Regions from separate parts of the Homo sapiens genome. Here region 2 is linked to region 1. A link is a loop called in an ENCODE intact Hi-C map of the cell type or tissue named here. Cell type or tissue: uterus. All regions are shown on one strand. Region 1 overlaps PDE1A (phosphodiesterase 1A). Region 2 has its middle 140 kb from the start of DNAJC10.

Evidence for each region. Peaks named below come from ENCODE experiments on the same cell type or tissue, not always from the same donor. Only the 100,000 strongest peaks of a DNase experiment are listed, where the experiment ranks them.
Region 2: a loop joins it to region 1, with 7 times the contacts of the local background. A loop is called at or near these places in 1 of 110 quality-filtered maps.

What each region holds. Positions count from the first base shown.
Region 1 is chr2:182,377,715-182,381,714 of GRCh38, forward strand. All of the region lies in intron 1 of PDE1A (phosphodiesterase 1A), which reads right to left. Among named protein-coding and RNA genes, the nearest start is that of PDE1A, 47 kb to the right of the region's middle. In uterus, no CTCF peak of the experiment used is centred here; a DNase peak (open chromatin) is centred at 1,787; H3K27ac peaks cover 532 bases.
Region 2 is chr2:182,570,218-182,574,217 of GRCh38, forward strand. It overlaps a transcript of PDE1A not described here. Among named protein-coding and RNA genes, the nearest start is that of DNAJC10, 140 kb to the right of the region's middle. In uterus, no CTCF peak of the experiment used is centred here; no DNase peak of the experiment used is centred here.

The sequences.
Region 1 (4,000 bases):
ACAAAAAGACTTGTACAAATATGTTCATAGTAGCTTTATTCATAACAATCCCAACATGAAAATAAACCACACGTCCACAAATGGAAATTTGATGAAGAAATTGTATTGTGTTCATACAGCAAAATGCAATTCAGACAGTTTTTTTTTTTTTGAGACAGAGTCTTGCTGTCACCCAGACTGGAGTGCAGTGGTGCGATCTTGGCTCACTGCAGGCTCCTCCCCGCAGGGTTCATGCCATTCTCCTACCTCAGCCTCCTGAGTAGCTGGGACTATAGGTGCCCGCCACCTCGCCCGGCTAATTTTTTGTATTTTTAGTAGAGACGGGGTTTCACCGTGTTAGCCAGGAAGGTCTCGATCTCCTGACCTCGTGATCCACCCGCCTCAGCCTCCCAAAGTGCTGGGATTACAGGCGTGAGCCACCGTGCCCGGCCCAGACATTTTTTAAAAAGAATCAAATACTGATAACAAAACAACATGAATTATCTCAAAAATATTATATTGAGCTAAAGAAGCCCAACACAAAAGTTTGCATAATGAGTCATTTCATTTTTATGAAGTTCTAGAGCAGGTAAAACTAGGCTACTGTAATACAAATTTGAACAAGATTGTTTCTGGGTGAAGGGGGCGTATCAATATTGACCTGGCCATGAAAAACCTTTTTGGAAAGATAAAAATGTTCAATGTTTTAATTGGTGATGTGTTTGCATACTGAGTCAACAACTGTCAAATTTTATTGAACTAAGTACTTAAGACCTGTGTTATATAGTATATAAATTACACCTCAATTAATTAAAAATTGCCACCAAGTGATTTCTAGGAGTCCCTTTCTACTCTAATACTCTTGTCATGACCATAGTGATTTTCCAAGTATTAGCTGTGATACAAATAATTATTGAAGGAACTCTGTAAGTTACACTTAGACCCGTTTGCATGTTACTGTCTTAAAGCTTAACGCTATTTAAGTGTTTAATGAGGTCCAATATGCAACTAATGAACTATCCAAATAAAATGCTACCATATATGACTCATGTTATGCACTGTATTGTTCAACAGCTGTCAATCTCAAATCTTCTGACTTCCAGTCAGAACTACACTACTATGAAAATCCTGCTGTTTTGTTATTACAGCTTTTTACTACAAAATCTTCGTATTATCCAGTATTTTTGGATTTTTAAAGGTCATTCTTATTTTAACATAGCTTTATCTGTATCAAAACTAGATAGTCCTAATCTAAACATAGCATTTGTTCAGACTCTCAGCATGTCCCCAAGGGCAACATGAAACAAGTTGAATTTTATTTTTGACAAAACTTTTAAAGTTAGTTTTCATGAAGATTATGTTAAGCAATTGAAAAATGAGAATAAGGATGAAATAGTTTTGTGTAAATCCCACTGATACCTACTTTCACAATTTAAAATAACAACTTCCGTTTTTTCAACAGTGTAAAAAAAAATTCCATCCTAGAACTACTTAAATCTTTGCTTCATGCCAAATACTTCACAAGATAGAATAACAACATAATTACAATGTTCTAAAATGGATTTAGCAAAGCAATCACAAAAGTCCTGCAATGTTAAAAGCCAGATATTAGATGCAATTCCTTCTCACTCTCTCTTCCATCCTGACATAAATTACAAATGTCAGTTTCTTTCAAATGAAACTGTGTGAATATCAAGCCTCTAGGAGAGATCATGAAAGCACATGGCCCTTGCTGACAGGATCTCTGCAGATCTTTTTTCTTCAAACTCAGAAACTACAGAATCCCAGCTGTTCAAACGTCTGATAGAAATAAGGGCTTGGACAAGTTCCATCTGGCTGAACTTTAACAGCACAAACAGGAATAAAGCAGTACTCAAAGGCAAGGATTTTGAATGACTAAATATTCCTGTAAAGGTAAATTAGAACAAAATGTATAGTAATATAACATAAAATAATTTAAGCATAAAATGTTAACAGGATTGTCCTCACTTCAGTATTCCATCTAAAATAAAGATATGCATGTATTTATTTATGAAATATTTTTCTTTCCAAAAGTGGGTATTTTTCAGGATCATCTTGCTTAGTCTACAGCAGTAGGAGAGGTTTCAGTGAGGATGAAGATCTTTTCTATTGTTCTATTCCATCCTTGATGGTCCAGGGACTTGGAGGAGCCCCTTACTTTGTAGCAATTCACAGGCAAAGCTGGAAATTCTGGACTACCATCCTGATGGTACACTTCTGAACGTGGCATACAAAATCTATCAAAATCACATTTTCTTTTAATTTTGTTTTCTCTACCCTTTCTTTAAATGCTTACTATGGTCCTTTACTCTATCATGCCTCTCTACATTTACCTATTTTCTCCCTGATTCTCCTCTTAAACGCCAAGTCATCTTAGAAGACCCAGCTCCTCTTTTTTTTTTTTTTTTTTTTTTGAGACAGAGTCTTGCTCTGTCGCCCAGGCTGGAGTGCAGTGGCACGCTCTCAGCTCACTGCAAGCTCCGCCTCCTGGGTTCACACCATTCTCCTGCCTCAGCCTCCCGAGTAGCTGCGACTACAGGCTCCTGCCACCACGCCAGGCTACTTTTTTGTATTTTTTTAGTAGAGACGGGGTTTCACCATGTTAGTCAGGATGGTCTCGATCTCCTGATCTCGTGATCCACCCGTCTCGGCCTCCCAAAGTGCTGGGATTACAGGCGTGAGCCACCGCACCCAGCCCCAGCTCCTCTTTAACTTTCCTAGCTTTCTGTCTCTCCTGCCCGGGTAAAATAGATCATGCCCTTTGCCCACTCACGGCAATGTGATACATTTTCTGGTTCGTTTTGAGAAGAATGGTATATGTGCTAATTTTATAACAAATAAAAACAATTTAAAATTTATCTTCAATGGATCTTTTGAAAGAGTCATTTTGCAAAAATTTGAAATTCATGTTGCAGGTAATCTTATAATTTTTGTCCTTAACTGTTTGTTTTCAATGAACATTTGTAGAATTTTTAATTGCGAAAATTATTTCTTCAACTTTAGGATAGTTATAATTAGATAATTATAAGGATTATTATTTGAGGATAATTATTAGGCATGGATAGTGCCTAGCAGAATCCAGTTCACAAGGTAACCAGACTAATAGTTATTTAATAAAGCAATAAATATCACTGAATGAACCTCAGCTGGGCCATGACCAGTTACTATGCTGAAGAGCACTAAAAAATGCACCAGTATCCTAGAAATGAGAAGTCAGATACAGGGCATACTGTAGTGTGTCTGGGAGAAGAATACCTGTTGACTTCGTAGTCAAGATTACTAGCCATGGCAGATGTGATGGTTGTATTTGAGCCAAAGCAGTGATGGACATGGAGAAGTAGTAATGAGCTCTAAGCACTTAGAATCTAGAAGTGGTCAGGACAGGAATGTAGACAGTCAAATTATATGGTTACTCTGATATGATTGTGATAGGTTTTCTCTTTCTTCATGAATGTGTACTTTTTTTTTTTTTTACATTTCTCAGAAGAAATAGAACTATTGAAGTTGTAACAGATTTTTAACACAGACTATGTTATTTTTCATCTAGAATACTGGGAGGAAGGGGAGCTTTCTATCAGCTCCCACTTCATCATCATGCTCTTTCTAGCCCAGTCATGAAACATCTGAATTCACTGTTGGGATATCTAATTAGGCCAAAATGTGATTTAGAATAGTTGCCAGAGTAGTCAATGAAGCGTTACATTATAAGGCTCACAGGATGGTGGCGAATTGCCCTTTTAAAGGGCCTTTGTTGAATGTATCAGTGTAATGTCATGTGTTGCACAGAAAGTACAAGTTGCTTATAAACGTTATATTAGGCCAGGCACGGTGGCTCACGCCTATAATCCTAGCACTTTGGGAGGCGGAGGCGAGCAGATCACGAGATCAGGAGTTTGAGACCAGCCTGGCCAACAGGGTGAAACTCCATCTCTAATAAAAATACAAAACTTAGCCAGGCATGGTGGTGCATGCCTATAATCTCAGCTACTCAGGAGGCTGA
Region 2 (4,000 bases), 190 kb after region 1:
GACATAAAGAGAAGGGAAGTAGAGAGTATAAAATAGAAAAATAAAATAGAAAAATGCAGACTGTAAGAACCTACTTTAAAACATTTTTAATACTGAGCTTCATATTTGACTCTAAGACACATATTTGACTAAACTAAATATGTTATTCCTGGTAACCAAAGTGAAAGAGAAATAGAGACAGTTGTAAATGACTGTTGAAAAAGGCAGGGAGATTATCAGTGAGAGCAAATCCCTTTCTTATCACTAAATTTTAAAATATGTTCTTCACTCAGGTCTTTACAATGTGAGACAAAGTAATACAGTAGACAAAGCCCTCAGTAGCATTGTCATGTCAAATACAGCGACAAATCTATGAAGTTGTTTCTTAGAGCATACACCAATAAAAGAAAGGCCTGGCATCAGACACAGTAATGAAGTCTATTTTAGAAACGGTCAGTGTTCAATATGATCATTTTCTTATTGTTTAAAATAGGGTAAAAAGGAAACCTAAAATAATTGGAGCAATATATGTCCTTCAGTCATTAATACCTAATGCTTTCTTCATCTTGCTTCTGAGTTGGGCCAGATAGTGGAGAGCTTAAGGATTTGTGTATCCATATATTAGACATGAAAAGCTGTATGAGAAAATGGCACGGGATAGAGATAAAGGCACTTGTTGCCTGTGGAGCACTGGGTAAGTCATTTGACATCTCTTTGCTTTAATTTCCTCATCTGTAAAATGAGACTAATAATTGTACCTAGCTCATTGAGTTGATATGGATATTATAACAAAATCATTCGTAAGGTTCTTAGAGCAACAGCTGGCAACAGCAACTGCTATAAAATAAGTGGCTAATTCATTTTAAGTAGATGCTAATGTTTAAATACTCATATGAAGATTAGAAAGCTGACTGTAGCTTTTATTTTAATGGGTGCCAACAATTTATCCTTGAATGCTTCCTGATTATGAGAAGAATGGTAAGAGCTATTTTCATGGATGAAACTGAAATTTTTAGTTTGCAATTCAAACCTTTAAGATCATGTTTTTCATATGCTTTCTTTTAAAATAGGGGTCATTGAAATATCACCAAGAGGAAGAGAATGAAAAAAGAATAATGTAAATACCCTCATTATTATTCTACCAATCAAATCATAGAAGAGATGATAGGACTGGACAAAGAGAATTTCAAGAAAATAGCATAAAATGATTACCACAAACTTTGAGACTTTGGAGGTTTGTTAAGCCTCTTATTTTCTAATTCTTTGTCTAAAGTGAGTATGGATCTGTGAAGGCAAATGTCATGAATTATAAGGAAGCTGATGTCTCTCTCTACATCATTGTTAAAATTAAAAATTGGTAAAATACAAGAACTGCTTATTGCTGGATTAAAGATAACATTCAATGGCACTTTCCTGTTATGTGAGAGCAAAATAGGATGCTAACTACTAAATTAAACAATAAGTTTATATTTAAAAATAATAATAATAATAATAATGTCAATCATAGAAAATGTTTTAAATGCCAGTAAATCTGATTTCCGAGAGTAGCAAAAAAAGCTCAAATAACTTTCAGGTCTCCGGTGTAGTAGCAACTTTTCAAGAACAGTATCATGATCCATTATGCCAGCAGAATTCTAAATCTACAACACAGCAGTCACTCAACCATGTCTCATTATCCAGAAAAGGTCCTTTTAAAAATTGACCTTACTCTATGTTCACTTCCTAAGAAAAGCTAACCATGTGGCAAAGTCATCTTTGTGATGACCTCATGACAGCCCATAGCTTATTTCTCTTAGAACTGAAGTGTCAGCTAACTCCCCTTAGAAAGATGTTTTCTAACTGAACTATAATTCCTGAGAGGCAGAGACTTTTTTTGGGTGGTTTTATGTCTCTACAGATCCAGGAACTGACACTGTGCCTGACATTGAGCAAATGTTCAATATTTGTTTGTTATTGAAAGAATGGAAGTCGGGAGAATGTCTTCTTAGGAGTGTGTTTTATGTGCTTATACGAAGCCCATTTTGCATGAACTGGTGAGGTAGAAGACAAGGGAAGGAAGAGCTTTCACTAAAGAAGAATGAGGAGAAAATTCATACAATAATCTCTCCTCTTCTGGCAATCTAGGAGAACACTCTTCTGATATAACTCTGCAGGAAAACAGGTACAGGAGGAAGGAAAGAGAAGAAAATCATCCACTATTCCTTTAAACAAACTGGCTCTTTCTTCTCATGGTTCCAAGTTTGTTACCTTAAATCACAATCACTATAAACCAGTTTAGAAAAGTATGACAATAATTACTATCCAATTCCTATCAGCCCTGGACTTGCTAGGAAATTTTCTACTTCATTGTAAAACCTCTTGCTAAACATTTATAAGGCCTACAGTGTTTTAAAAGTGAAAGATAGGCCAGGCGCGGTGGCTCACGCGAGTAATTCCAGCTGAGGCGGGCGGATCACGAGGTCAGGAGATCGAGACCATCCTGGCTAACACCATGAAACCCCGTCTCTACTAAAAATACAAAAAATTAGCCGGACATGGTGGTGGGCGCCTGTAGTCCCAGCTACTCGGGAGGTGAGGCAGGAGAATGGTGTGAACCCGGGAGGCGGAGCTTGCAGTGAGCCAAGATTGCGCCACTGCACTCCAGTCTGGGCGACAGAGCGAGACTCTGTCTCAAAAAAAAAAAAAAAAAAAAAGTGAAAGATAAATCTTATTTGCCACCACTAGAGGAGACAACAGTGCCCAATCTTTACTCTAGAAAGTGATAACTAAAATGAAAGAATTCAACATCTAACTTTCCTTTTTAGAGGAATTCTAATTCATCTCTGTTTTTAAATCCCCAATGAAATAATGATTTAATTAGACCAAAGAATGCTAAAGCCATTTGGGGTAAGGCTGGTGAGAAATGGGCTCTGCCTCGCACGTTATTCTATAGACTGCTTGGCAAATACCTGATACCGTTTACAATGTAGTTTATGACTACATTGTAATGACCCTCTCTTAACCCACTGATCAAGCTTAGCAAACTGTGGGAGGAAAACCTGCTTTCATGTAACTGTTGGGTGTAAAATATAAAGACATCACTGATCCTGTCAAAAATGTTTCATCTGAATCTCACTGAGGCTTTGGGACTAACTTCCAGATTGACAGAAATAGAGGACAGAGAGAAACAAGCTGAACGATGCCATAAGGAAATCATTTTTTAAAAAAAATACAGAATGTGGGACATTTCTCAAGACAGCTATACTAGTCTCTTCAAAAAGCTAATTTCACAGGGAAAAACAAACGAGGGGCTATCACTAAACTAGGACAGAATCTAAAGGGACGCAACAACAAAATGCAATGCAGGAATCTTAATAGATCCTGGTTTGAAAAATTTGTCTATTAAAGACATTTAGGGGACAGATGATGATATTCATATATTAGTGAGGAATATACGACATTAGCAAATCGTTAGTAATTTCTTAGTTATAATGGAATTGTAACTATGTATAATTTTGTTCTTAGGAAATGCAGGCTAGAATATTTAGGTAAAGGGTGATGATCTCTGCAATTTATTTTAAACGATTCAGCAAAAATATACTTTCATATAATATATAAAATTCTAGTAATATCAATCGGGGTTCTCTAAAGGGACAGAATAGGATATATATATTTATATATTTATATATACATATGTATATATATTAATATATATACATATGTATATTTATATATTATATATATTAATATATACATATGTATATTTATATATTATATATATTTATATATTTTTTTATACACACACACACACACACAAACATATATATATACGGAGTTTATTAAGTGTTAACTTACAAGGCCCCACGATAGGCTGTCTGCAAGCTGAGGAGCAAAGAAAGCCAATCCAAGTCCCAAAGGTGAAGAACGTGGAGTCTGATGTGTGAGGGCAGGAAGCATCCAGCACGGGAGAAAGATGTAGGCTGGGAGGCTAGGCCAGTCTCTCCTTTTCATGTTTTTCTGCCTGCTTTATATCCGCTGGCAG